Regions from separate parts of the Mus musculus genome. Here region 1 is linked to region 2. A link is a loop called in an ENCODE intact Hi-C map of the cell type or tissue named here. Cell type or tissue: left cerebral cortex. All regions are shown on one strand.

What was found. Hi-C counts contacts between places; a loop is a spot of excess contacts. Peaks named below come from ENCODE experiments on the same cell type or tissue, not always from the same donor. Only the 100,000 strongest peaks of a DNase experiment are listed, where the experiment ranks them.
Region 1: a loop joins it to region 2, with 1.9 times the contacts of the local background. A loop is called at or near these places in 2 of 42 quality-filtered maps.

What each region holds. Positions count from the first base shown.
Region 1 is chr1:59,328,504-59,336,503 of GRCm38, forward strand. Cdk15 (cyclin-dependent kinase 15) reads left to right here. Exons shown (of 14, transcript NM_001033373.3): 12 at 2,356-2,495. Among named protein-coding and RNA genes, the nearest start is that of Gm51625, 36 kb to the right of the region's middle. RefSeq lists an enhancer at 5,420-6,930. In left cerebral cortex, no CTCF peak of the experiment used is centred here; a DNase peak (open chromatin) is centred at 4,606.
Region 2 is chr1:59,376,871-59,384,870 of GRCm38, forward strand. No RefSeq gene overlaps it. Among named protein-coding and RNA genes, the nearest start is that of Gm51625, 12 kb to the left of the region's middle. In left cerebral cortex, no CTCF peak of the experiment used is centred here; DNase peaks (open chromatin) are centred at 4,268 and 6,393.

The DNA of each region.
Region 1 (8,000 bases), 48 kb before region 2:
CCAGCTAGCTATCTAAACTGAAATTACTCCCAGTTGATCTTAAAGCTCAGTTGTTCAGTTACACAACCCATATTCCTAGGGCTCAGCAGCCACCTATGGACAGTGCCTACCGTATTAGGCTGAGCAAAAATAGGCTATTTCCATCACTGTGGAGAATTCTATTGGGCAGGGTTGATTTGTATTAGTATGTAAGAAAATTCTTGCCTCTGCAGAGGACAAAGAATATGTACCCATCATGTGCTTCTGGGGGCTGTGTGTTGTTCCCTTCATTGTTGTTGTTGTTGGTGGTGGTGGTTTTGGGTAGAGAGGATTGCCTTTTGTTCTTTCAAGACAGAGTTTCTTTGTGTACCCCTGACTGTCTCAGAACTCAAGTTAGATAGAGCAGGCTGGCCTCTATCTAACTCAGAGATCTGTCTGTCTCTGCCTCCCAAGTGCTGGGATTAAAGGCATGTGCCACCACTGCACATCTGTTGTATTTGTTCTCACCAGTAATGTTCTAGAACATTCTGGTGCCAAACAGGATGAAGCTGAGGCTTGGAGAAGCTAGGTCACCTGGCCAGGGTCAGTCAGAAGGTCAGTAGAGGATTCATCCACTGGGCAGGTTTGCAACAGACTCAGTTTGCAAGTGTGGTAAATCTGGAATAGCTGAGGTGTCTCCAGCCTTACCTCATGGTTCCTATGAAGGTGTGGTAGGACTGTGTACAGGACTAAAAATGCACCTATCTATGGGTTCAGTGGTGATCTTTTTAACGTGGGCCTAGTGAGTAGATACTCAAGTTTCAGAGCGACTGGCAATTGTAGGCCAGCTTTCCTAATGGTTGTGTCTTCCTCCTGATGGGTGTTTCTTATTGTGGGGGGTCTACCACATCCTAAATGGAAAGCATTAGAAAAGTGGCCCCACTAGCCATATACTTTCTCCTTTCTATGGTGTAGGGGAAAGCACAGTAGCAGGTGAACTCGTCACAGGTAGGCAGCCCCGTGCCCTACTGTGAAAGTCAGTGGTAACAGTGGGGTTAGCTGTTGTCTTGCTCCTCTGAGAACAGCCATACTTTACGTGTGTTAAGTGATGGGTCGGCAGCTACTGCTTTATGCAGTCACAAAGCCCAGACAGGGCATGTGGCATGGAGAATTGGCTGACCAGTCCTCCTTCATGGCACAGCAAGTAAGCAGGCCCCTATCCCGGGATTTCCAAATGTGTTTATCTTGTCTATGAAGCAATTACTCTGGAGTTAGAGACTAGTAATCTGTTTGCAGAAACAGTTCTATATTGTATAAATCAGAGACCTGGAAGTTTCTTATGCAAATCTCATGCAAACATTAAACAAATCATAGCTGTAGAACAGGACTTCTAGCATCCCTGCATCTCACATGTCCAAGAGGAGCATAGAGTTCCAGAGGTTGGGAAGTCTGAGGTGAAGGCTCCAGTACATTTAATGTCTGGTGAGGGCACTGTGCTTTATGCACAATGCTTTCTTGGAATGTTTTCACATGGTAGAAGAAACAAAAGGGTTCCCCAAAGTTCCTTTGATGGAGGTTCTGAGCCCATCATGAAGGATCTTTTACCATAACCTAATTACCTCCCCAAGGGCAGACCCCAAGAATATAAACCTTCACACTAGGGGAGTGCCTTTTCCTTCACTGATGTCTCTGCATTTGTGTGATAGCTTGGTGAGTGCCTGAACCCTACTAGGGGTCAGTTTTGCCTTACGCCTCCCAGAGCTAGCCACCTGATAACATGTGTTAGTTGCTCATCTCCAAATCTGTAGATCAGCACAAGGCCAGCTTGAGGATGGATCAGTTTGGAGTTTTGGGTACATGATTATTGTTCCTGCCCAGCTCCATCCCAAGAGGAACAAAGGAAACTTCTTAGCTGATAACCCTGGGGCTGAGCTTCAGAAACCCTGTTAATAAGGACATTTCCACTCAACGCCCACTCTCCAGAATGGCCTCCTTCCTTCCTCCCCTCCAGGACTCCATGCTTTCTGTCTTTGGTATCCAGAGCCTGGAACATTCTGCCAACTAGGTCTTTCTGCTTGGGTGGGGCTACAGTGTTCCTCCAAGAGGAAGCCTTAATTATATATTTCTGCCTCTGTATTCACAAATCTGTGTCCTTTGTGTACACTGTGCCTTGGGACATGGTGAAGGTTACGGTTGCTATTGTCTCCCTCCTAGTGATAGACCAGGTAAGAGGTTTGTGTTGGTTATTTACATTTGCCATCTGTGGCCTAGGAAGGGCATGTTAGAGACACGTTAAGCCCCCGTTACTTCTTCCTCAGTTTTTATCCACCCCCTCCCCTTTTATTTTTGCAGAATAGCGGCCTCTAGAGAGACTATTTCTTCCTTCCACTTTTCCAGGCTGGGTGGAGTTCCTGAAGCTGAAGACCTGGCCTCCCAGATGCTAAAAGGCTTCCCCAGGGACCGTGTCTCAGCCCAAGAAGCGCTCGTTCATGATTATTTCAGTGTCTTGCCATCCCAGTTGTACCAGCTTCCTGATGGTGAGTGTGTGTGCGTGCAAGTGTGTATATGAGTGTGTTTGAGTATACATATGCATATGAGTATGTGTAAGTGAGTGTGTGAGTGTGTGCAAACACACACGTGTGTGCATGAATATACATCAAGTCTCATCTTATGGCTTTTCCCTCAACACTGGCGAGTCATAGAATTTGCAACCAGAAGTGAAGTCAGAGACTAATTTGCTTTCCAGAGAGAAGCAGGGGACCTGGCCTTACCTGAGATTTGAGTAAGATTCTTTAAAACTCTGAAGTACCAGTGGGGAAAGGTGACAAGGACCTCCTTGTAATGGTGCAAACCTTTCTTACACACAGGGAAGGTTGCCTCTGAGGTGTTTGCTGACAGGAGAAGCAAAACCAATGTTTCTAATAAGCTGCTTCCCTCTTGCAGAGAGAGTAAGAGGAGAGGTGACAAGCATATGTCAGGAAGGAGTGATGGGCCCTTCTTGATTGGTAACACAATGCCACAGAAGGAAGCTTGGAGGTTGGGCTTTGGCGGAGGGGAAGTGTCCTCCCAGGATAGCTGCCCACTACAAACACAGGTTACCCTGAAACCAGCCTTTGCTGCCGGTGCCTGGGTCATCCTCCAGGTCTGAAATCTGCTGTGGGCTGGGGTCACGTGGCAGGAGCTCTTCTTGGGTTTCTCAGAATGCAGCCAGGAATGGCTACAAGGAGGATGTGGGTGGCGGTCAAGGCCTGGGCTGTGTAGGGTGGGCTGGGCAGAGTATCCTTAGGTGAGGTTTCTTTGAAAATATCCACATTCAATGGAAAATCGTTGTTTGAAGTCCTAAGCCAAAGAAAAGAAAGCTGAGCAGGAAGGCCTGGGGGTCATCCTGGGAAGAGGCGAATGGGGCGGGAGTGGGGTGGGAGTCGGGATGGGGTGTCTGGGGATGCAGAGCTATTTCCCAAGAAGCATAGGCCCAGTTTGGCTAGGCTTTGTAAGCCCAGTTTCCCTGTATCTCAGACATCGTCATGAAACAGCAAAATCTCTTAGTTTGGGACTACTGAGGAATTTCATTATTAAAGTGAGTCACTTAAGATCTCTAAAAATAACCATCATTATACATCTGAGGTTAATATCTTACTTAACCCTGTAAGAAGAGGCAGCCATTAGAATTTATTAAGCTGCCATTAAGTGTCAAGAACACATGGAGTGCTATAAAAAGTTGAGGAAAACAAGAGGCTTGGCCTTGGCCTCGAGGATCTTATGGAGAGGGAGGAAAAGAGGGTGAAGAAGAGGAAACAGGGTACCTTTTACACAGATTAGCACAAATCATATCAGAACAGCTAAAATCTGTGTATAATCAGCTGCAGATGTTCAGAGACGTTTGCTGGAGGTGACTTAGGAGAAATGGGGATAATCCAAGAGAGATGGATGAGCCTGGAGGTGAATCTGGAAAGGGTGAGAGATGGGGTTGGGCTAGTGGGTCAAAAGAAAGGCGTTGCAGTAGAGCTGTAGCGCCTACCCTGGCCTGGCACCTCTGTCTCGTGTGGGTCTGGCCTGCCTGTCCTGCTGTGCTCCCCTCTTTCCCATCTGTGCCTAAGATCCGTCCCTCTGTGGACACCTAACTCTACCACATCCCATACATGCACAGCGTGTTTGTCTGTACACAATGCTCGCATCCCCCTACTTAGAGAAATGTCCCCGTTAGCTTCCTGCAGAGTCTATTATTCTGGGCCCTGAGAACTGCTGGGATCATCAGGGTTTTCTGGGCACCAGCTTTTAATTAAGAAGCAGCAGTCAGCATCCAAACGGACATGTATGCTCGTAGGAACTTGGGTTTTGATTCTCCCTAGAAAGCAGAAGCAAAGTTTTCAATCAATGGACTCTGGTGCTCACACCATCTAAAGGGGTGTGTGTGTGTGTGTGTGTGTGTGTGTGTGTGTGCACATGAGTGAGGGAGAGAACAATCTGTATTCCTTCTCTGTTCACCCTGCTGCAGAGCCCAAATCTACTTTGACACTTTGAGAAAAATGAAAAGATGGAATCTTGCAGGAGCCTGCCTGTGCTGGGGGAGATGCGGAGTGTGCGCAGCGGGAGGGAAGTTGACTTTTCTTTATACATATAGGGGTTTTTCCATGCAGAGTTTAAATTATGCCTGATAAAAGGAGTTTCGTGGATGTTTCAGTTCTTTCAAATTCTCCTGGCTTCCTCCCAATTAAATGAGGTTTGTCAAAGCCACGGGGCTCTGCTGGCTGCTGCCTCTGCGGACAAGCACTTCCTGCAGCGACATCTCGAATCCCTGAGGGAGAAGATGAAAGGGCCAGCGCCAAGAGACAGGGAAGAGGGGTGCAACTGTGTGTGTGTGTGTGTGTGTGTGTGTGTGTGTGTGTGCACTCGCGTGTGTGTGCATGTGTGCATGTGTGCTTGGGGCAGGTATAGAAATACACATAGAAAGATGACATTGGGATGTGCTGCAAGCAGGCGGGAAGAGCAAAGGTACTGGGAGAATTGGAGAGGAGCCTCCAGGGCTGTCTGTGCACCTTGACAACAGTGGCCCTCGCCAAGGGCTCTTCCTCCACTAAGGGCTGCATACCCTGGGCTGGGTACCACCACTAGCCTGCTTTTTCATTGCCCCTGGCAAAGAGCCTTTGTTAACAGCCTGCTTTGCAGACAGAGAGACCCAGTGGGTAAACCCAGCTCCCAACCTGCAGGGACAGAAAAATCTCCATTGCTGAGGCGGGCTGCTGCAGGCACGAGAATTGTGAAAAAATAAGATGTATGCTTGCCAAAGACGTTTGAGGAGTGTTGCTTTGCTGTAATTAGAAGAAAGGTTTTGCTCCCTTGGTAACATTTCATTATGGCCTCCATTCAGGGGCTTATATTTACATCAGTTTATTATTCTGGTCGCAGAATAACCAAGTTGTCACTTTAAAATATATTCTGTTTCCCCTTTGATCTGGAAGATGCCAGCTCTTATTGTCTGGCCTCTGAAGAAGACAATTAAGCATGAAGCCTGTAAGTGGAAAATATATGGAGACCAGAGGACAGACAGCCCAAATCCCCACAGAAGGCTGCTGTGCAAACTCCCCACAAAATCAAAGACTAGTCCCCATCAATCTCTGCCGATTTTCATCAAGCTGAGTCTCCAACGACACTGTCCCTGGGTTGTGGCAGTAAGTTTAGAGCCAGAGGAAATTGATCAAGGGTGATTTGCCATGAAAACCCAGGAATTCCAGGATTGGTTCCCATGTGGAGATCACTGTTAAGTGGGAAAACGTCAGCATTAGAATGCAGGGCGGGCGAGCCTGCGGGAATGTCTGCCAAGCCCTGACGCTCTCCCTCCCGGACCCTTGAACACCTGAAGAAACATTTGTTGAAGGAGAAATTATTGGTAGTCCCTCTCAAAACACACCCATCAGTGAGCTAATTGCTTTTGCAGATGGCCAGGGAACAGCTCTCCCCACCCAGGCACCAGCTCATGGCCACACTGTGGTCCCCATGGCCGAGCCAGCAGTACAGCCTGTCAGCTGGGGCAGCAAGGACCTAAAATTAGGCCCTTTGGCAGCTCTCTAATCTTAGCTCCAGGTTCAGCCCTTTGCTTAATTCCCTTTGCCCTCAGCATGAACTTGGGCTCTGGGAAAGGAACACTGGTTAACGATTTGGGGGTAGGGGAGTAGAAAATCATTAAGCTGCCCCTTCTAGAAATGGCTCCCTTCCGTTCTTACAGGAAGCCTTCCAAATGTTACCATTAGAGAGTTAAGACTGACTTTGGAAGCTCGCCATTTTGAGCATACACACTGATCCACAAGAGTATTTTTTTTTAAAAAAAAAAATCTGGGCCAGTAAATGCCACATGATTTAAGAGTCTGGTCCTTAAGCCCCAGCTCTTGATCATCAAGACATCAAAGGCGCTCTCTCTCTCTCTCTCTCTCTCTCTCTCTCTCTCTCTCTCTCTCTCTCCCTCTCTCTGTTTGACTCATTTTCTATCCTAATCCAGGTTTGAATCCGTCTCTACCATTCCTTCCTGGACTAAATCCCTGCTTCTCCTTTAAAATACGTCTTGGCATCTTAGGGGAAAAAAATCATCTTGAAGTTTAAAGGCTTGCCATGCTCCACAAATACTTTTGTAGAAACAATGTTCTATAGGCTGCACAGGGGCAGGGAAAGCCTGCAACCCTTTCCTCTGCCTTCCCTCCACCCACTCACACCTCCACTCTGAGAGTTCTGAACTCATTCCCACTGCCAAGTTAACATCAGAGCCATATTTCACTTCACTCCAAAAAGAGTGAAAATTTCAAGTCTTCTTCTATTGTCAGGTCTTTAAACATTTGATGATCCTGTGACATCACTGTCCAAACTCACTTGTCTAGTCTAGGTGTCCTTAACTGGTGTGTGTGTGTGTGTGTGTGTGTGTGTGTGTGTGTGTGTGTGTGTGTATGTGCATGAGCATCCATGTATGGAAGTTGACCTGGGTGTCCTTCCTTAGGAGCTGTCAACCTTGATTTCTGAGATGGGAGACAGTCCCTCTCACTGGGATGTGGGGCTCACTGCTTAGGCTGGGCTGGTTCACAGTCAAGTTACATGGATCTAGTCGCCTCTCCAGCACTGATGCTAGAAGCTCTCGCCACCATGGTTTATTTGGGTTTTTTGTTTTGCTTTGTCTTGGTCTTTGTTTTGTTTGTTTGTTTGTTTTGAGACAGGGTTTCTCTGTAAAGCCCTGGATGTCCTCACTTTGTACACCAGGCTATCCTCAGATTCAGAGATCTGCCTGCCCTGCCTCCAGAGTGCTGGGACTAAAGTTGTGTGTCACCGCGACCAGCGGTCAACCAGCTTCACCAGATTCGGTGGTTTTTACATGGATGGATGGATGGATGGATGGATGGATGGATGGATGCTGAGGTTCAAGCTCGGGTCCTCGTGGTGGAGCTCATGCTTCTTCGTTTCTCTACCTCTCTGTTTTTCTCTGTGTCTCTCTGTCTCTCTCTCTCTCTCCTGGGATTGGACCCAGGACCTCACACACACACTAGGCAACTGCTCTCCCACTGAGCCTTAGCCTTAGGTTAAATTTCTTTAATTATCCCACCATATACATATCAAATATAAGTTCTGCTTCTCTCACTTAGTCATTCATTGGGTCTTATTGTGGTATTATAACATTCTTCTTATTTTTATCTCTAAAACTCAGGACCCAGCATAGTGTCCTAACATAGTGGGCAAATTATGTTTCCATTTATTCATCATTTACTGGTAAGTGTGATGCTGAGAACAGAACAAAGATTTAGGCATGGATGTTATCCTCCAAGAGCATACAGTCCTAAGGCAATGGATAAGGCAGGGATGTGACCCAGTTGACAACATATGCAGAGATTAACGCCACTGTAGTGGGCCAGGAGAATGTGAATGGATCTTGAATGGTGGGCTGGGGAGTTGGCTCAGTGGGCAAGAGTGTTTTCACTATAAGCATGAGGGCCTGAGTTCAAATCTTCAGCTCTCATGTAAAGTGGGGCATGGGCCAGGTATGATGGCACACACCTTTAATGCCAGAA
Region 2 (8,000 bases):
CTGCTACACCTTCCCCAGGCTGGCTTTGCTCACTGTATGCCCCAACCAGACTCCCCAAGTCTTCAGGCACTCCAAAGCTTTTTATCTTTTCCAGGATTTAAGAAAACCTGCTGGGAGCTGGAGAGATGGCTCAGCAGCTGAGAGGACCAGCTGATCTTCCAGAGGTCCTGAGTTCAAATCCCAGCAACCACACGGTGGCTCACAATCATCTGTAATGGAATCTGATTCCATCTTCTGCTATGCATGAAAACAGAGCATTCATATACATAAAATAAACAAATAAGTGTGTGTGTGTGTGTGTGGTCTGTGTATCTATACAAGTCTGTGATACTGATGGGGCTGTGTTGAGTTTGTGTTGTGAGTCTGAGGGTGTATGGACTTGGTATTTGTGTCAGCTTTCCAGTGTTTGCCAGTAATGGTTTGTGTGGACTTGTGAAAGGGCGAGAAGAGAAAGCCTGTTCGTTGCCTTCCTTCTGGATAGCAGCAAGGTCAGCGCAGAAAAAGGGGCTCCACAGGAGATCACAAGGTCCCTGGAGCCCCCTCCCCCCAAGTCACACCCTTTCCGGGACTAAAGGCGCCTCCGGCTGATCCTTCCCTCTAAACATCTTGCACGGCCATGCAAGGCCCCTCCAAGTTTAGACAAATAGGTCTGGCCTTCAGTCAGCTGGCACCCAATCCTACCCACCGGGATGAGTAGCCTCAGCTGTCTGCCCACTTCCTCTTTAAGTGATAGCCTGTGGATGGCAGATCCACCACCTTGTGGTAGACACTTGTGTGTTAATAAATGTGAGAGACTGGCATGCGTGGACTGGTAACTACTCAGTGCTCTGGGGCCACAGTGTGACAACCAGTATTGGAAGAAGATGATTTAGCCTAGGGTCTTAGAGCATCTCCAGGTACAACAGGTACAGGCCCGGACTAGGGCAGTGCCCATGGGAATAACCCCATTCCAGTATCAGTAAAGTCTTTCAGGATTTCTTTATTGCTGAAGACGCAGTGAGCACATATTTTGGCAACATCCCTATCAAGGTGACCCTGGAGGCAAGAGAGAAAGAAAAAAAAAAGAGAGAGAGAAAGGTATTGTTTTTTAGAAAACCACTTGAGTCATCACATTAATTAAAAGTAATTGAGAAATGACTGGATTGTTTTATTTAGACAACACCAACATTTAGGCTGTCCTAAACCCACGTTCTTCTTCTCCGCCTCCCTAGGGCCGGGATTGCAAGTTCATAGCACCATGCAAGTGTTGGAGTTTGACTTAAATGAATTTAAATACAAGACGACATTGATGAGACAACCAGGAAGTTTTGAAACCTGGGTGGCTATCAGTTAATATTCAGGAATTATTGTTGATGTTTTTAGATGTAATAATAGTATTGTGCTTATGTTAAAGTCAAGATCGTCTTTACTGTTTAGAAAATATGCTGAAATATCCATGGATTAAATAATGACTTCAAATAATCTCAATAGATGGCAGTTTGAGAGGCAGCAAGGGTACCAAACATAATCGGCAGGTGACAGTTCATAAAGGGCTTGGATTTTTTGGTTTGTTTCCATTATTTGTTTGTTTGTTTGTTTGTTTTGGATACAAGGTTTCTCTGCATAGCCGCGACTGTCCTGAAATACATTCTGTGGACCAGGCTAGGCTGGAACTCAGAAATTGGCCTGCCTCTGCCTCAGGAGTGTTGGGATTAAAAGTGTGCACTACCACCACCACCACTGGGCTTACAAAGGGTTTTATTAGTACATCTTTTTTTTTGAACTTTGTTTGTTTGGACATTTCCACAGTTAGAATTTGAAGAGAAAAGAGACACACATTCTTGTGGAGATGCCCCTCGGAGGATGTTGTGCCCTGTCACCACATCACCAGGGCATGGTGATTCACAGGGGACCCTGGACAAAGGAGGAGGCCTGCAGCTGAGCAACACTCCCTGAGCCATATAAATCAACAAGTACAGCTGAAGCCATTTATAAGAAGCCTGTTAATCAGAAAAATCTGCTTTAAATGGGTCATTTTATTGGCAAGAGGGAGCAGAAGATGAGGAGGAGGCCGCTGGCAACCAAGTTTCTAACTAATGCCAAGCTCTCGCTCATAGACACACCAGAGGTGAGTTGTGTTAACTCTATGTCTACTTCAGACCTTTTCCAGAGAGAGACGAACCCCAAAGTAAGAGTGACGGGAGTGAGGGTGGAACCCAGAAAGCAGGGAACTCCTATTGAGTTGTCCATGCACTCTAAACGCACATGTCTTTCCAAGTTGCGCTGGGATTTTTTGAAGTGCCAGAGGCTACATCTGGGGTGGAGAAGATTCTCATGAATGATCGGGGGCAGCAGAGTGGACAGGAACCGGAGTAGGAAGAAAGGCAGGCCTGGTCAAGAGGTAGGGCTTTGAAAAAGAAGCCCTGTGAGAAAGGACCCACAAGGGGCTGCGTCGGAGACAGATGCACGAAGAAGTGAGTTTTGGGTAATGGCTGCTTTAGAGCATCATGTACTTAATTTTCATCACCTAGGGGCAAGGCACCTGAGTTCTGGATTTGGGTAAAGTCAGACAAGTCATGGGGCCCTAAGAACTGGTTTAATTTTCCCGAGACTGCAGACCTCTGTGCATCTAAATGCAGTGGATTCTCATCTCTGTGACTGGATAGCCTAAGCTCGATGGGCCAAGCAATGCCGGGGAGAGGATGTGTTACTGTGGTCAGTGAGAAAGGCACCAGTGCTAATCAAAGCAGGCAAGGGTTGGAATTTCACTTGGGGAACCAATTCAGAGTCACAGTGAGAAAGCACTTCAGTTAAGATACTGCTGAGCATGTTCAGTTAAAGGAGGAAAGATGACAGACACACTTTTGGGCAAACTGAGCTCGGGCCACAGAGCATATATTTGATAGGTTAAAATGGTGGACAGGAACACTGTGGGCATGCTCAGAAAAGATGGGGGCAGGATGAGTCTGGGAAAACTCGGCTTTCTCCAAAAGTTTATTATTATTATTATCATTATTATTATTATTAAGTAGTAGTAGTTTTGGTTTAGGTATGGTGGTATTCTCAGCAGAAACAGGAGAAAGAGGAGGCAGAAACAGGCAGAGATCTGTGAGTTCAAAGCCAGGCTGGTCTACACATCAACTTCTATGCCAGCCATGTCTACATAGTGAGACCATACACATACACACACGCACACACACACACACACACACATTAATTTTAACTTAAAACAGGAGAGAATGGGGCCAGTGAACTGACTTAGGTGATAAGATTTAGGTCTTATTGAACAAGCCTGACAAACTGGAACCACCCATAAAGGTAGAAAAGAAAACCTCACTCACAGAGAGAAGTTGTCCTCTGACCTCCATGTACATACCATGGCATGAGAGTGCCCACCCCTCACACCCATTCCCCCCCCCCACACACACACATTTTTGTTTTAAAAAGAAAAGATGGGCCAGGCATGGTGGTGCACGCCTTTAATCCCAGCACTCAGGAGGCAGAGGCAGGTAGATTTCTGAATTCGAGGCCAGCCTGGTCTACAAAGTGAATTCTGGGACAGCCAGGGCTATATAGAGAAACCCTGTCTCACCTCCCTCCCCCCCCAAAAAAAGAAAAGATGGGAACTAGGCATGGTGACACACACCTGTAATCCTAGCACTGGGGAAACTGGGGCAGGCAGATCACAGTTTGAGGCTAACCTGGACTACAGGGTTACAGAAGGAAGGACAGTTTTGAAAGGTCCTGTCTTGGTTGGCGGCTCACTGCTGTTGTCAGGTACAGAAGAACACTGAATCTGGAGTCAAAAGACCAAAGTTCTAGTTCTAACTCTGCCTTTTACCAGACCATCAGTCCAGCCTGCCCAATTTCCAACACCGTCTACTCCATGAAGTTTGAGTAGCAAAGTGAGCTCAGAAATCAGGAAGATATGAGCAGAAAGTTATTTAAAAATAGCGTACATACATACATCTTGGGTTTTACTGAGTAGCTACAAAAAAAAAATTTTTTTAATGAAAGTAATGACTTAAAGACCAAGAATCTTAGCAGTGAGGCAAAACAATGCCAATAATGAAAGTCCTGCTTGAACCTGCTGGGGTTGATAATATGGATCTGTACAGATCTTGAAATTACGAGTGCATAGGCAGTCAGTCATCTTGCCCAGTGGCTGAAGAGACAGTTATGACACAGCTCTTACCAAATTAGGCCTCTTCCACTTCACCCACGTTTGTTCTTGGCTCCCGCCACTCAGTAACACCCATCTCTCCCCTGGCTCTGGCCTCCACCCTGGCTGGTACCCAAGCCTCCCACGGAGCAGGAGGCAACCCCTGCGGATCAGGGGATGTTTTCCTTCCCGTCTGCCCCTTGGTCCCCTTATGGTAGACGCCTCGGGTGTGAAACGGCACACCCACAATGTTGGCCTTCTGGTTCTGGAGGCCTCAAGAGAAAGCAGCAGTCCCTCTACTTCCTGGGGACCGAGGAAGTCACACTTGCTGGATGGCTGAGCGCTAAATGAATGTGTGACATCAAATCAAGGCTGGGTTGAGACCTCAGAGTTTAAAAATAGATGCCTGGACCTCCAAAGTGCTTGTCTCTGTCCAGTCCCACCTTCAACTCCCCTCTTACTGGTCTATACCTTCTCTTTGGGGAAGGTAGGGGTAGGCCAGTGGAGTAAAGTCACTGCGGAGTAAAGTCCCTCTGGGTGAGCTATTCTATTGCACTGCCCCTGCTAGCATTCCTGTTGTCTTCCTTCCCCTTCTTCTCAGGGTGCGAGCTGATTAGGAGCTCTTTGAGTTTGAAGAGGTTTGTGTCACAATAGTTCTGCTGCTGGCAAGTGGGCAAGCACAGGGAGGGAGTGGCCCGGTGCCTGGGAGGACCAGAGGCCTTTTGACATGGAGTCGGCTGCTTCTGGCATCTGTACCCACTAATTAGTGTTGCTGAGATATTATGACTTCTAAGTCGGGTTGTGGTGATGTGTACCTTTAATCCTAATACTCCGGGGCAGAGGCAGACAGAGCTCTGAGTTCGAGGCTAGGCTGGTCTACAGACTTCAGGACAGCCAGGGCTACACAGAGAAACCCTGTCTCAACCAAACCAAACCAAACCAAGCCAAGCCAAGCCAAGCCAAGCCAAGCCAAGCCAAGCCAAGCCAAGCCAAGCCAAGCCAAACCAAGCAAACAACAACACAAAAGGAAAAAAAAGAAAGCAAGAAATATTGTGATTTGTGTTACAAGCATTAATGCCACAAATGAGGACCTGGTGCTTTGGGTTACTATTACATGCAAAGATGGCCGCTTCTCATTTGAGATCTACAAGCCCTCCCAGTGAAAATCCTGGCTTTCCAGTCTGCTAGTCATCTCTGTGAACTGAGCTGGAAGTGCTGGAGATCTGGCTGTCTCCTGTTTAAACTAGGATTCCTTGATGAAGGTTTTAGGATGCCGTACGTGGGAGCAAAAAGCATGAACTTGGGCCCTGGGGTCTTCCAGCTTTGGTTGAGTCTTAGCTCTGCCCTGCACTGCTGTGTGATCTTGGACTCCTATTTGACTTCCCTGGCCTCCTTTCCTCATAAAAATAATAATAGTTGGTGTTGGAATAATATCACCTTATCAGGTTAATGTGAAGGCTGGTGGTTCACATTAACAAATAAGGAAAACAGGCCGTTAGCCCAGTACTGGGTCCCTAGCAAGGGATCCAGAGTGAAAGCTGTTGTTACATTATCTGATAACCCTTCATGAATGATATCTTCCACACATAGCTCCTGAGACATGGCAGACATACTGGTGTCCTCAGCAAATTAACTAGGTTTACAGCTCTCTCTGCTGGCCCTGGGTCCAGGGACACGTGACAGAGATCAAAGTCACAATATTGTCCAGCTCCTGCCTCCCTTCCTGGTTTGTAGAGATGAACAGCCTGTTACTCTGTCCTCAGAGTCAGCTGTGAGTAGTCTCTGCTCTTTGTGCCTTGTTTTCAGGAAGAGAGAAGAGAGGGGGTTCAACAGAGGTAACCCAAAGGCTAACAAATGGCAACTCAAGTTTCAAGTTCTCGCTCCGTCTGTCCAGTGTCCCTTTTGCCCAGTGCCCCCATGAAGATGTTGGATTGATCCCCTATAAACACCCCTTCCTCCCCATCCTTCGCCCCAGGGCCCTGCTATCTCAGAGGGAATCCCCTAGTGTGCCTATGATTATACGGAAACTGTTATCATGGGTTTACCCACCCCAGAGGGGAAAACGCCCGTGTTGATGGACATCTTCTGTTGACTGGCTTTCCTCCACGGGCATCAGTGCAGCAGGGGCTGCCAAAGGACCAAATTACAAGAGCCCAGTTTAAAGGTCTTAATTGGCTTTATTTCTTAGTCTAGCATTGAGCAACACTTCCTACCATAAACCAGAATGTGTTTCCTGAGCCAAGCAGAGGAGGCTGGCTCTCCAGACAGAAAAAGGCTGAAGGCAGGAGCGGCTGAACATGAGGAACAGATTGGTCATTTCAAAGTTCCTTGCCTTGTAAGGCAGGGCAGGGAGACAGAACAATAGGAAACTGCTCCGTCAAGCAGGTTACCTGAGGTTAGCTGTAGGATTAAGGCAGAGGGAATCTGACTATTGTGCCAGTTGAAACTGGTCCCACTTAGGAAATCCAGCTGTTATCTCCTAATCCTGATTTCTCAAAGGAGAAAGAAGTGGCTCAGTTTCATCCTGGTGGCACAGGACTTCAGCATGACAGTTCTGATGCGTTACCTTGGTCTTTGGGGCCTAGCACAGCTTGCACAGGAGCTTAGCCCAGAACACTGCCTCCTGGAACTTGCACGTAGTACTCTGAAGTCTTGCAGTAGCTTAGTAGGAAATCACCTCATTCTTTCACATACATTGAAGCTACCGTGGCATGATTGATGTAAAGGAAAGGTAACGAGGTTAGGAAACATAGCATTCTTTAAACCCATACGTAATAGGGGGCTAAGAGTGGCTCTATCCTAGACTTAATCCCATTTCTCATCCAGCAAGAGTCAGCCATTTTATCTCTTAACCTTACCTCCTCCCCCACCTTTTTGGTGCTGAGGGTCAAAGCCAGGGCCTCATGCATGATAGATTTAAGTGTTCTACCACAGCACCAAACCTACATCTTGTTTGATCATCCCGTGAGGCTCTGTGAGATGGTCCTACCCTTACAAAAAGGAGGACACTTGACACTCAGGAGGGTCCAGTGAGATGCCCAAGGTGCCAGGCCAGCATGGAGTGTGGGAGACCCATCTTGTTCTTCCTGGTGGGCACCTCTTCTTCCTGCAGATCCTGTACTTCCTGGATGATGAATTAAAAAAAAATAAAATAGGCCAGGTGGTGGTGGCACACGCCTTTAATCCCAGCACTCGGGAGGCAGAGGCAAGCGGATTTCTGAGTTCAAGGCCAGCCTGGTCTACAAAGTGAGTTCCAAGACAGCCAGGGCTACACAGAGAAACCCTGTCTCAAAAATAAAATAAAAATAATAAAATTAAATTTAAAAATCACTTTTTCTGCTCCCAGATGGCACAGTGAATTGCAGCAACTAGTAGAATCCACAGAGAGAACACTGCATTCCAGCGATGACTCTGCATTCTGGTGTGGGTCTATCGGCCACTCCCTCCCCAGATGGAAACTGTATGGCATAAGAATGCCTGCCTGTATCTATAGGGAAGAGGTCAGGGGTTGACCTGGCTAGTCTCTCTATGCCTATGAAGAGCTAACTGCACCTGCCATTTCTCTAAAACAGAGCAAAAGATCACGGGTTAGTCATAGCAGGAAGATTGGCATCAACAGGTTTTACAAGCCTGGACATTTGTTTTAGATCCTTGGCACCCATATATAAGGGACAGGAGGGAATCAGATCCACAGAGTTTCTCTCAAACTTCCATATATCCATCATACCATATATACATATATGTGTGTGTGTGTATATATATATATATATATATATATATATATATATATATATATATACATATACACATATATGTGTATATATACATATATATGATGTATACACATATACAATAAATA